Linked DNA regions of Homo sapiens: region 1 is linked to region 2. A link is an interaction called in ENCODE POLR2A ChIA-PET data of the cell type or tissue named here. Cell type or tissue: IMR-90. All regions are shown on one strand. Each heading gives the region's core, and the rest is flanking DNA. Links, peaks and the distances in the headings are about the cores only. Region 1 has its middle 120 kb from the start of DPYD-AS1. Region 2 has its middle 15 kb from the start of LINC01787.

The links. Peaks named below come from ENCODE experiments on the same cell type or tissue, not always from the same donor. Only the 100,000 strongest peaks of a DNase experiment are listed, where the experiment ranks them.
Region 1: POLR2A ChIA-PET joins it to region 2 with 5 read pairs; 2 of 35 experiments call an interaction of 5 or more read pairs at or near these places.

What each region holds. Positions count from the first base shown.
Region 1 is chr1:96,971,425-96,974,350 of GRCh38, reverse strand. No RefSeq gene overlaps it. Among named protein-coding and RNA genes, the nearest start is that of DPYD-AS1, 120 kb to the left of the region's middle. In IMR-90, for the core only: no CTCF peak of the experiment used is centred there; no DNase peak of the experiment used is centred there.
Region 2 is chr1:96,387,479-96,390,404 of GRCh38, reverse strand. No RefSeq gene overlaps it. Among named protein-coding and RNA genes, the nearest start is that of LINC01787, 15 kb to the right of the region's middle. In IMR-90, for the core only: no CTCF peak of the experiment used is centred there; a DNase peak (open chromatin) is centred at 1,244.

The sequences.
Region 1 (2,926 bases), core at 216-2,715, 580 kb before region 2:
CAAAAGGAGGAACAAGTGAGAGAGAGAGTGCAGGGGGAGATGCCACACACTTTCAAATGACCAGATTGTCAGAACTCACTATCTTCAAGATCCAGAGTTCTGGATCACAAAGACACCACCAAGCCATGAGGGACCTGCTCCCATGATCCAAACATCTCCCACAAGGCCTCACCTCCAGCACTGAGGATTATAATTCAACGTGAGATATAAAGGGGACAAATATCCAAAAAATATCACTGGGAATGAGGTTATGATGCTGGGGTCTACAAGGAGAATGCAGGATATAGGAAAAGTCCCTATCAAATAGGACGAATGAGTAAAATAAAAGCCCAATATTTCCAGCAGTGAGGCATAGCAGGAAGAAAAGAAGCAAAGGTAGAGAGTGCAAGTGCATCTAGATATGCAGACAACTCTCCTTCTCTGCCCCCTTCCTGTCATGGAGTCATATCCCAAGAGGGGATGATAACTTAAAACTTACAGTCATCGGGGAACTCAGGAATGCTGGGACAAGTGCCAGCATGCTATTTGAGACTCCAGGTCCCTAGGACATCCTCAGCCTTTGGAACCAAGCCAATTCCCCATGGTGCAGGATCAGTAGCACAGAGGCAGCCCTGGGAAGAGGCCAGATGGATGAACCAGAGGCTGAAGTGAGACTGGTTAAAGCAGAGGTGACTGATATCTTGCTAACTGGCAACTTGAAGTATTCAGGAGAGAGGGGGCTCATAAAGGAGACTCAGATCAATTACAGAACACAAAGACACACATTGTCCCAGCATGCTAGTGTGGTTTGAGTATATTCGTGACCCCACTACTAATCTACAGGGAGTGGCACATGGGGAAACCCATGTCGGAAGAGATGGGAGAAATCAACCTGTCACTGCAACTCCTACCCTGCACCAGGAGATCTGAGTCCTGAGAGTTCTCCCAACCTGTCTGTGTGACTCTCCCACACTGTAATATTCTACTCTGTATCTCCATGCTTAGGTCTTTCTCCCTTATCAGAATGAATCCAATAAATTGTAACAATGCCCTGAACAAGAGAGGTTTTTTTGTTTGTTTGTGTTTGGTTTTGTTTTTGTTTTTGTTTGAGACAGAGCCTCACTCTGTTGCCCAGGCTGGAGTGCAGTGGTGTGATTAGCTTACTGCAACTTCTGCAGGGTTCAAGCAATTCTCCTGCCTCAGCATCCCAAGTAGCTGAGATTACAGGCGCCTGCCACCACACCTGGATCTTTTTTTTTTTTTTTTTTTTTTGAGATGGAGCTTTGCTTTTGTTGCCCCCACTGGAGTGCAGTGGCACGATCTTGGCTCACTGCAACCTCTGCCTCCTGGGTTAAAGCAATTCTCCTGCCTCAGCCTCCTGAGCAGCTGGGATTACAGGCGTCCACTGCCATACCCAGTTAATTCTTGCTATTTTTTTTTTTAAGTAGAGATGGGGTTTCACCTTGTAAGTCAGGCTGGTCTTGAACTCCTGACCTCAGGTAATCCACCCGTCTCAGCCTCCCAAAGTTCTGGGATTACAGGTGTGAACCACCACACCCAGCCAATTTTTTGTATTTTTAATAGAGACAGGGTTTCGCCATGTTGGTCAGGCTGGTCTCGAACTCTTGACCTGAGGTGATCTACCTGCCTCGGCCTCCCAAAGTGCTGGGATTACAGGCATAAGCCACAGCACTGGGCTAACAAGAGAGGTCTTAAATGTCACCTGGGTGGGAGGGAGGGAGGGAAGCATTCTGGGATCAAGGGGATACAGGGTTCTACCAGGGCAGCAGATAGAGAGATGCAGGGAAGAGGTTTGCGACAGCACTTGTTCACTCTAATGCCTTATCATTCCCTGCCTCTTAAATGAAAATCCCACAACTGCTCTCTCAGTTCTCAGTGAAACCACACTACTTGGTTTGGTGTTGAGTTTGTGGTTATAATTTTGGACGAGAAAGCACTAAGCTGTCTGACTAAACAGTTTTCATCATTTTCTTCAGTATTTACAAGGTTGTGCGTGCAGATACTGAATAAACAGACACAGGAGTGAGTGTCTAAGAGAAAAGTACATATTGCAATTGTTTGTTTTGGAAAAGTAATTTCCTCTATCAGTTCATTTTCATCAATTTTATCAATTCACTTAAGTTGCCTAATCCAAATGATACGCCACATATTGAAGCAGAAATGGAAGGGTTGGGTGTTTCGAATCTCTTTTAGTCCTCCGTATTCCTGCACTAAAAATCCCAGGCATTGCCAGCTACAGACTTGACTCCATTTTCATAGCTCTCAGTTTGGGATTCACGAGCCTATTGTGTTACTGAGCTGCATGGAGAGGAAAAAGCCATGTTCATCCCTTCAAGCTGTCTGTAATCATTATGTGATGCGATGTCTCACCCAGGTTCTGTGACAATATGTTGCACAGGAGTTCCTAACAGGAAAACAAGGGAAGCTTTCCTGTATGCTGCTAGAATTGGTGAATATTCCCAATATTTTTTAAAAAGCAAGGTCTAATCAGAAAATATATGATTCCCTTTCTTGACAGATTGATACCCAAAGCAGATTTCACAGATATACTAATTTTAACAAATCCATCTTTGGAAATTTTTTATTTACAGAACTCATCGCAGCCTCCTCTTAATGTAATGAGATTTCATAATGAAGTCCAAATACAATCTGGTAGAGGAAAAGGGCATGTAACACTGATTCTAATAAGCCTGACTAAAATCAATAATGTTGTTAGTTTCCCTGAAACCAGCCTGCATTGGCTCACGGAACTATGTTCTGCCTAGAGAACAGTATTAGTGGTTTATGTTATATTGGGTAGATTTCTTCCATAGGAGGAAAAAAGATAGAAACTTAAAGAAATTAAGAAATGTTTTAAAATGTGTCTTTAGGCTTCAAATGACCACAAATTTGTTGGCTTCTCTCTTTTAATCCATGCTTGCTTTCT
Region 2 (2,926 bases), core at 201-2,700:
CAAATATAGCATGTTCTCACTCATATGTGTGAGCTAAAAAGGTGGAGCTCATGGAGATAGATAGATTTCCAGAGGCCAGGAAGGGTGGGAAAGGAGGGAATAAAGAGAGATTATTAATGGGTACAATTATACAGTTACTAATAGATAGAAGAAATAAGACCTGGTGTTTGATAGATCAGAAGGGTGACTATAGTTAACATTAGTCTATTAAACATTTCAAAATAGCTAGAAGAGAATAATTTGAATGTTCCTAGCATAAAGAAAAGCTAAACATTTAATGTGATGGATATCCTAATTACCCTGATTTGATTATATGAATGTATCAGATTATCACATGTACCCTGAAAATATGTACATCAATTATGTCTCAATAAAAATAATTTTTAAAAATATGTAAATGTTGGATAGTTGGCTCAAATCCTTCTTGAGTATCCAGTTTTTTTCCCCATGAACCTGACAGCGTTAGGTTAATATTCATGAATCAGGAGAATCATGATGGTGTGCCCTGGATGCTTGGAATGTCCTTAAATTGTGGTAACAGAGAATTTTAGATACATTATAAATAATTGTCTTGTCACACTAACCTTAAGCTAACAAAGATTTGAGAACTGGATTAAGTTATCTTTCTATCCCCAGGACCTAGCAAAGTTCGGAACCTATTAGGTGACCAATAAATATTTTTTGATGAACGGGATCATGGATAAGCAAATGATGTCTATTCTGAGATAGCTGGTGTTACAAGATGATTTGTCCATATAAAGATCTGTTTCACACATTGATTTCATTAATGCAGTACTTTAACCAGGAAACAGGCCATTCAAGGTAAAAGTTATATAACACAAAAGAAAATGGAATTTTCCAAACAGATATTCTGTGAAGCATTGTTCATATACTATAGAAGGTAAAAATAAATTACTTTTAAAAAAAGTGCTGTGTGCAAATAAGTTTGGGAAGGACTGAGCTTTTTTACCCCTTATTTATTTAGGTCTTTCACATCTTTATTATTTTATTAATATTATTTTTAAATTGATAGATAAAATTGTGTATATTTATGGTGTACAATATACATATGTTGTGGAATGACTAAATCTAGCTAGGAAGGTTTTTCTTTCAGTGCAGAAATTCTTAGAACTCACAAATTATTTAGATTTGCATTTGGCTGCATGTGACAGGGATCTGATTGCAAAGATAAAAACAAGTAGGAGTTTATTTTTCTTATGTAGAAAAATAAATGCAGACACAGTCATCCAGAATGGAATGTCAGTTCCAGGATGCCTCCAGTACGCAGTCTCCTTTCTGAATTCTCCTGCAGCCTCCCTGGCATAGTGTGGGGCTTTCTTTCTCATGCTCATACGGTGGCTGCTGCACTTCTAGGCAGGAAACACCTGAAAGAGTCCAGGGTGGAAAGTGGAGAACAGGAAATATGTTCCTTTATTTCTGGAAAGAAATATATTTTTCTCAGTTGTCCACTTAGTTAACTTGTGCTTATGTCTCACTGCCAGGAAATAATAGGTCATGCAGCTATCACTAGCTGTAAGTGAGTCTGGAATAAGCAATATTTTTAATTGATGCATTGCTGTCCTAAAGCAAAATCAAGGCTCTTTTAGTTAAGAAAGGAAGAGGGAATGGGTATTGGTCTGCCAACCAACAGTGTATAAAACTAAGGTGTATTGTGACTTCCTAAAAACGGGAATATAGTCTTATGTGTTATTTCTTCACCTTGTTTTTCAAGATCTCCTTTGAGAAGGCTTTACAGGCATTCTGGCAAGAATATAATTGACATCATGACCGGAAGGTGGCCTGTCACTGACTTTAACCTTCCCAGCATATAATTCTGTCCTCTCTTAGGTAAATAATCAGAGACATTAGCTTTTTTCAGACTGCATTTCTGAAGAATATGGGCCTTACTTTTCTTAGGTTACAATACTCTAGGAAGGTCTAGGTCAACTGATAAGGATGCTCCCATATCAGGGAATGATCTCAAGCAGGAACACATAAGGATCTATTTAAAGCGAACAAACAAACCCTAAATAGAGGTAATCCCTGCTCTGTCTGGCTTCTTAATTCTCACAGTGAACGAAGTAAGTAAACTGGAAAAAGTATCCGCCAAGATAGTTTTTGTCCAACTGAGGTGGGATTGATGGTGGCAATGGTCTCGATTTGCTTACTCCTTCCATTAAAGACACTGAGTCTATACTAGCCTTGGCATAAATCATGTGTGGAACCAACAGTGTGCCAGTTCTGAGCCCAGGTCTTTAGAGGCCCTGTGTTTTTCTTCTTGTTGCCTCTTGCTGCTCTCACTTTGCCATGAGAATAAGGCTGGATGAGCCTGCTGGTGAGCAGTCATGTGGAATAGAGCAAGATGGCACACGCTTGTGAGCAAGTTCATCCAGGGTTGACTGTTTAATTGCCCTACAGCTGGCAATAGACACATAACTAAGTCTTGATGAGCTCAGCTTCGATCAATAAAATGCTTAGTCAACCTAAAGACTTGTGAGTAAGAAGAGTTTATTGCCATATGCCAGGGGGATTTTGTGTTTTCTGTCATGGCTGTTACACGGCATTACTGTGGTAACAGATAACTGATACACTAACCCAGCTGAGAAGGGGTGTTGAACAAGTTGTGAATAAATTGGAGTGTCTGGAATACCATTACTGCTATTGTGTCTCTTCTCTGCATTTCTTGCCTGAACTTGTTTTGAAAATTGCATCCTAACTTGTATATGAATCTCCTGAATACTCTTTGCTCTTTATTTAGTATTATCTTTACCACATCTTTTGAATGTTGTAGGTAACATTACTCTTTTAAAAATAATTTTTATTTTCAAAAATAAATATTTTAAAATCATATAATAAGCACTTCTGTCTCACCACACAGAATGAGTAGTTCTTAACATTTTGCTATATTTGCTTCAAGTCTCCTGTT